2 separate regions of the Homo sapiens genome follow, and region 1 is linked to region 2. The links are chromatin contacts, found by Hi-C in ENCODE. All regions are on one chromosome and are shown on one strand. Each heading gives the region's core, a stretch centred on a gene start or an enhancer-like site at or near the end of the contact. The rest is flanking DNA. Distances are from core to core; before and after follow the strand shown. Region 1 holds the start of OGFRL1 (opioid growth factor receptor like 1). Region 2 holds the start of KCNQ5-DT (KCNQ5 divergent transcript).

Region 1 (3,518 bases), core at 1,019-3,518, 1.3 Mb before region 2:
TCTTTCATATTCTATAGTTAAGCAAGTCACTGAGGCCAGCTCCTTCAAGAGTAAGGAATAAGACTACTTCTCAATGGGAAGAGAGCAAAGAACATGTGGCCAACTTTAATCTACATACACCTAAACCAACAGATGGAGCGCCTGGGACACAACAACTATCCTTAGACTTTCCACATCAACAATCTCGGAACACTTAAGGCTGGATGGACAATATCTACTTCTGCAATGTGTTCCGGTCTTCTACCAACGGAAAATCGAATTCCCAGCTTTGAGCAGTTGGATTCCTGTGGTATGTGGCTGCCCCACATCTTCTTCTGCTAAGCCATTATAATCAAAAAGTATTTTTTTTGGCGGGGGGTGGGGGCAATGGAGTCTCACTCTGTCGCCCAGGCTGGAGTGCAGTGGCCTGATCTCAGCTCACTGCAACCTCCACCTCCCGCGTTCAAGTGATTCTCGTGCCTCAGCCTCCCAAGTAGCTGGGATTACAGGCGCCCGCCACCAAGCCAGGCTAATTTTTATATTTTTTTGTGGAGATGAGGTTTCGTCATGTTGGCCAGGCTGGTCTTGAACATCTGACCTCAGGTGATCTGCCCGCCTCGGCCTCCCAAAGTTCTGGGATTACAGGCGTGAGCCACCGCACCCGGCCCCAAAAGTCTTTTTGTGCACCCCGTGTCTATTTCTTATTAGTTTCAGAGCTTTTCCCAGTCATAGGATCACAGAAGGTCAGAGCTGGAAGGGCTCCCAGAGATCTGGTTTCATTTTACAAATGAGGAAGTTTAGGTTCATGTGACCTACTTAAAGTCAGAAACTGATTAGTGACAGAGCTACAGCCTAGATGTCTTGTTGCAGTGCATGAAGAGCTTAGGTAATCCTGATTTATCCATGGAATAGGCAGCTGGTTTACCTGATTCTTCCCTTAGAAACAGTCCATCTAACATGATTTGGCTTCCTACTTCATCATGAAACATTTGAAAAGAAACTATTCATTCCAAGTTCAACAGTTTAATCTTCAAATATCTAGCTCATCTTTCTTAGTCCATATTTAACAAATGTTTACTGAGCATCCACCAAGTTGACAGCACTGTAAATACAGACACACTTTCAGACGGGGGCTGCCTGCAAAGAGGCTTCCCTTCTAGTTAGAAAGCCAGAAGACACATTTTACAACAGTCACTTTTCTCTGGGTCACATATTTGATAATACTACCTTATCTTTACGTACTTCTATAGGCTTATGCCTGTAATCCCAGCTATTGGGAGGCTGAGGCAGGAGAATTGCTTGAAACCAGGAGGCGGAGGTTGCAGTGAGCCGAGATCGCGCCTCTGCACTGCAGCCTGGGCAACAGAGGGAGACTCTGTCTCAAAAAGAAAGAAAAGAAAGAACAGAACAACAGAACAGAACAGAACAGAACAGAACAGAACAGAACAGAACAGAACAGAACAGAACAGAAAAAAGAAAGAACTTCCCTAACACAGTTCTCCCTCCTCCTTTCATTTGCAGAACAGACCACAGGGCCGAGGCTTCTTCCATTAGAAACAGCCCATCTGTTCTACTGATTCTGAGATTTTTGCCTACACGGAGCACCAATTTGTAGTGGGTGTAAGGTTACCCGCAAATCAATGTGATGGTCCAGTTGTTACTGTTCCTTTTGTTTCACGAGCGATTGCTCATTAGATGAGGTGACTGATAGCTCTGACTTTTTCTAGACCACAAGGACTCTAGGTGGCTGCCCTAAGTACAGTTGTGGCAGCTGGGATTTCCTGTTTATATGGTGCCCGGCACCATCAGCTTTTGTCCTCTGCTGCAGCTAAAGTGTCTTCCTCCTGGACCAGGGAGAGGGGGAGGGGGTGTGGACAGGACCCGCCTGCTGACGGTGACACCTCTTCGACACCACGTCCACGCCAGTCCTCAGCTCCAGGAGCTGGGCGGGATCCCTCATCCCGCTCAGCTGGGAGATGCCCCGGGAGGGCGTCCCCCGGCTCCGGGCGGCGAGGGTAGTAGCCGACCCCAATCCACTCCGGGGGCCGCCGGGGGCCGCGTGAAGGCAGGTGTTCCGGGGAGAAACGTGGAAGGGAGGCGCGGCCTGGGGCCGGTGGCGCTCGGCTGGGGGCCGCAGTTGGCTCCCCTGGGGGCTCTGGGCGGCGGCAGCTCCCGCCTGTGGGGAGGAGAAGGAGCCGGATGGGCGGGTTCAGGCGCGCGCGGCGGCGGTCCCGGGGCCGCCGGCTCCTCCCCGCGAGGGTGCCTGTCCGCCGCTCGCCGCGCTGAGGCAGTGCGGGGCGGGCGCGCCTAGGCTGCCGCCCAGCGCCCTCGCCGCGGCCATGCCCGGGCCCTAGAGCGCCTGCCGCAGCTTGCGCCCCGCAGCCCCGCAGCCCCGCGCCCGCCGCCGCCTCTTCAATGGGCAACCTGCTCGGCGGGGTCAGCTTCCGCGAGCCCACCACCGTGGAGGACTGCGACTCCACCTGGCAGACCGACTCGGAGCCCGAGCCCGAAGAACCAGGGCCGGGCGGCGGCAGCGAGGGCCCGGGGCAGGAGTCCGAGCAGCCCGCGCAGCCCCCGGAGCAAGCCGGCGGGCGGCCCGGCGCCAGCCCCGCGCCGGACGAGGACGCCGAGGCGGCGGGCGCCGAGCAGGTACGCGGCCCAGCGGTGGCCTCGGGTCGGGCTGGGGCGCCCCGACACCCCAGAGGGGCAAGTGCCAAGCCGCCCTCGCGCTCGGAGGCCAGGGGCGCCAGGTGGCTGCTCGCCGCTGCGACCCGACCCCTCCGCGCCGCGGCTGACCTGTCTCCCGGTGGAGCCCGGGGGCCTGCAGGAGCCCAAAGCGCCGGACCCTCCCACTGCCGGCCTGGGGCCTGGCCGAGGGCACGGCGAGGAAGTCCCTCAAGGCAGAACCCAACTTGAATGGGTGTTTTCTTTGCCTCTGCAGAGCAGCTGGATTATGCGAAGGTGGGGTGGGAGGAACCTGTCTAAAAATAGAGGATTTTGACAACCCCTCTAGTGTGTGTTATTGGTAAAAAAAAAAAAAAAAAAAAAAAAAAAAAAAATTACTCAGAATAAGGTGGGGCTACAAGTGCAAGCAGCCAGCGCTCTCCCCTACAGTGGGGTCTAAGCCGTCAGAAGTGTAGGCCCTCATCTGAAGTTCATACGTCACTGTTCTGCCCAACTCAGGCCTTTCAACCTAGGATTCAGGGCATTCTTCACGAATCTTATTTCACCAGAAGACTTGTTGATCCAACTGTGTTTGAACTGTTTGACTAATACAGCTTGGAGGAGAGGTTAGTCAAGAGATAAGCCCCTTAACCTCTGATGGACTGAAAATAATCAGGAACTTTAAAAAGGAGGAAATATGTAGCCGACCCCCTGAAGAAGTGTGCATCCTGGAGGTGGTTCAGGTTTGCCGCTCCACATTAGGCCCTTCTCTTTATCAGCTAGGGGCGATGGAGATTGGGAAAATGGAGCCCAAAGTCCAATGTGACCACAGGGTTTTGGGGGAATCATAACCTAAATATTACAGCTAACACCGC
Region 2 (3,408 bases), core at 156-2,655:
AGTTTTACGCCCTTTCCACACCCCACCCATGGACTGGAAAGGATGTTCAGTTACTCGCGAGCTTGTCTGATACTGGGATGGAAAGTCACAGTCCGCAGGCTGGAGTGAGGCGCGGGAAGATGCCTGGTCCTTGCCTCGCGGACTTGGCAGCCGCGTCCTGCGGGTCTGTCCACTGAACTGCTGAGGACTCGCCCGTGTGCGGGGACCCGAGTGCCACTTCCCGGAGCGTTACCTTGCGCTCCAGCCTCCAGGCTAGATAATACCTGGAAGGCAGGGCAGGGCTGTTCCCGCTCTCACCCCTTGCGGAAGGATGGCAGGATCCGGCGCAGCGACGTAGCAGCGGGAGGGCACAGCGACCTGCATCTCCAGTTTCTCCTCAGGACACAAGGCTGACTTCACCTTCCGGACAGCTGCAAAGCCCCTGCCAGAACCAAACCGAACTCGCGCCTCGGAGAGGGGCTTCTGGGGCCGTTTCGCTGCAGGGCGTGGGGAGTGGAGAGAGGGAAGGGGAAGCCTGGGGCTGGGTGTGCGCGCGTGGGAGCGCGCCTCGGAGCGCCCCGCACTCCCCCACTCTATCCCCGGGGGCAGTTTGGGAAGGAGGGAGTGGTAGTCGCGGGAATGAGGGAGCAAGAGAAACCCTCTCAAAGTGACGCCCCAAACAGGTCCGGATTTAGAATTCGAAGCTAAAGGCTGTTAGAAATTGGGACTCCTCGGCCTCCTCTGCAGCCCCTCCTTTCCCGCCCCGAAGCCCGGGCGGTTTGCTGGCTGCCTGCTTCCCCGCCCCCGGCTCAGAGGTCTCTGGCTGGCGGGCGCCCCGTCGGCCGCCGGCTTCCTCCTTGAAACCCGCCGGCGCACATGAGGCCGCTGCCCCCGCCGCAGGCGCTGGCGGCCCCCTCGCGGTGCCCGTGGTGATGCCATGCCCCGCCACCACGCGGGAGGAGAGGAGGGCGGCGCCGCCGGGCTCTGGGTGAAGAGCGGCGCAGCGGCGGCGGCGGCGGGCGGGGGGCGCTTGGGCAGCGGCATGAAGGATGTGGAGTCCGGCCGGGGCAGGGTGCTGCTGAACTCGGCAGCCGCCAGGGGCGACGGCCTGCTACTGCTGGGCACCCGCGCGGCCACGCTCGGTGGCGGCGGCGGTGGCCTGAGGGAGAGCCGCCGGGGCAAGCAGGGGGCCCGGATGAGCCTGCTGGGGAAGCCGCTCTCTTACACGAGTAGCCAGAGCTGCCGGCGCAACGTCAAGTACCGGCGGGTGCAGAACTACCTGTACAACGTGCTGGAGAGACCCCGCGGCTGGGCGTTCATCTACCACGCTTTCGTGTGAGTACCCGCGCCCCCTGCTATGCCCGCTGCAGGGGACCACTGTCCCTGGCCCCCTGGGGCGTGCTCCGCGCTCGCGCCCTTGGGCCCCCGCGCGCGTGCACACGTGGTGGCTTTTATTTCTTCGCACGTGTTCGTGGTCTTCCTTCTGGAGCCTCTCCCCTCCCCCAGCCCCACTTCTCTCATCTCTACAGCTTGAACCTTTTCCCCGAGGACACCCAATGAACTGCCCGGTAGCTTCAGGCTCCCGGGGCGAGAGCCAGGCAGACGCGGGACTTAGGCTGCGCGGATAATTGGGAGCAATTAGGTCCCAAGATACGTAAACTTCAACCGAACGGGGCGCCCGGGAGCTAGGGAATGCAAAGGGAGGACAGGCGCCCGTGTGAGGCTTGAGAGTATACTGGAGAGGTTAGGAGGTGATGGCGGGGTAGGACGGGGAGAAGTGAGGGGGCATCGAGGGCTAGGTCCTCAGTCCTAGGGGCGGAGTAGGGGAAGCTGCTACTTGGAGAGAGCTGCTAGGTTTTAAGCGCGCCCGGAAACACGCCTCGCCACCACCCAGCCACCACCAACGGAAAATCTGTCAGTGCATGTAGCCCTTCCTGCCACGGAGAAGGTGGCCAAGGTCTAGAGGAGGCCAGCAGGCCAGGCGAAGCAACGCTCCCGCGCTGCAGGGGGCGGGGAGGCAGCGGGGAACCTGGGGCGCAGGAACGCGGGCGGAGGTGCGATAGCAGAAGCGCAAATGGGTCGCCTCTGACAGAGATCGGGCAGTGGGTTAAGTCCCCGTTTGTGGCGCGGAGTCAAAGAGTGTGTGTGTGTGTGTGTGTGTGTGTGTGTGTGTGTAGTAAGCCTTCTCCATCTAGCAGAGAATGCTTAATGAGAAAATGATTGGAAGCAAATGTTTATTTTTCCCTTAGGCATTTAAAACCTTTCAGTGGCTTTAAAGTTTACTACTGTTTTTCCCACAAAGTCCATTCATTCAGTCTCCTATTAGAGTTACGTTTATCTGGGCATTTTAAGGTTGTTTTTATAATGTTACCTCGTGTCTAATTCTTTTTTTCTTCCTCTTCTCCTTTTGCTTCCTCTTTTTTTAGTATTATTATTTCTGCTTCTTTTTTGTTAAGATGAAATATAAAGACATCAACCTTAGAAGACCAGTAGAGAAAGTTGCAGATACTCGCTGATACATTCCTTGTTTCCTAGTAAAATAAGTTTTGAGCACACGGACTAGGTTTCTTTTAGAAATAAGTTATGTCATCCATACATAGCTCTCTCCTGGGATGCAGAATTAGCATCAACACCAGAAACGTGTTTTGAAATAACATGGAAGAAGGGCTGGTTTTGTAACTAGGTGAACCTGGAATTCAACCACATAGGAGTCAGGAAATTGGTGGAGTCTACAATCTGTGGGGCTCTGGTGTCTGGAAAATTTTACAGTCCCAGATTGACGTGAACATGTAGCATTAGGCAGAATATTCCAGCCAACTTTCCGTTTTACAATGCACACAAGGAGAACGGTTGTGTTGCATCATCATTACATCAAAAAGTATAACTTTTATGTAAAATTCACATTTATTTAAATGTGGTTAGGATAATGATAGAGAAATGCAACTGACACTTTTCTCGTTAATCTCCTCTGACCTGATATGTAATTAAACATATTACTTAATAAGCCTGGTAAATTATTTTGACCTGTCAGAATATACTAAAATAATTTAGCAATTATAATGCTCAATTTGGTAGCAAATATATATACTGTATAGGTTATGATTTTTTCTTTACAACAGTATGCTCAAAACATTTCTAGCCTTTCTTTTTTTTATATTATGCATTGTATATTCAGAGAGAGTTAAAGAAAGCCTTGGTTGGTGCACATACTTTGCATCTCCTAACTTGTTCTTGAACATGAATGAGAACTTGCAACACAACATTTTCTTTTCCATGTGTTGGTGTTAACAGGTTTGTATGGGCTTACAGAATTTTAAAACATTAATAAATGATTTTTCCAAAGGTTCAAGGTTGGATACTTCTCTGTCTACCAGGCTTTATCAGTCTAGCAGTATCTTTAGTAGTAGACAGGAAATAAATTGTGTACTT

The links. Hi-C counts contacts between places; a loop is a spot of excess contacts on that map. Pooled maps may share reads with other maps.
Region 1: a loop to region 2 is called in a map of OCI-LY7, with 7 times the contacts of the local background. The contact joins the promoter of OGFRL1 here to the promoter of KCNQ5-DT in region 2. A Hi-C loop is called at or near these places in 2 of 168 maps with a recorded cell type or tissue (OCI-LY7 and naive thymus-derived CD4-positive, alpha-beta T cell) and 9 of 50 pooled maps.

The regions. Positions count from the first base shown.
Region 1 is chr6:71,286,543-71,290,060 of GRCh38, forward strand. OGFRL1 (opioid growth factor receptor like 1) reads left to right here and starts at 2,269. Exons shown (of 7, transcript NM_024576.5): 1 at 2,269-2,628. The coding sequence starts at 2,395. The region is part of intron 3 of LOC124901339 (a long non-coding RNA gene); the gene reads right to left. RefSeq lists a silencer at 1,922-2,981.
Region 2 is chr6:72,621,274-72,624,681 of GRCh38, forward strand. It overlaps KCNQ5-DT (KCNQ5 divergent transcript), which reads right to left and starts at 1,406. Exons shown (of 3, transcript NR_186827.1): 1 at 1,259-1,406. KCNQ5 (potassium voltage-gated channel subfamily Q member 5) reads left to right here and starts at 791. Exons shown (of 14, transcript NM_019842.4): 1 at 791-1,314. The coding sequence starts at 917. RefSeq lists silencers at 786-1,045, 2,076-2,125 and an enhancer at 1,476-2,427.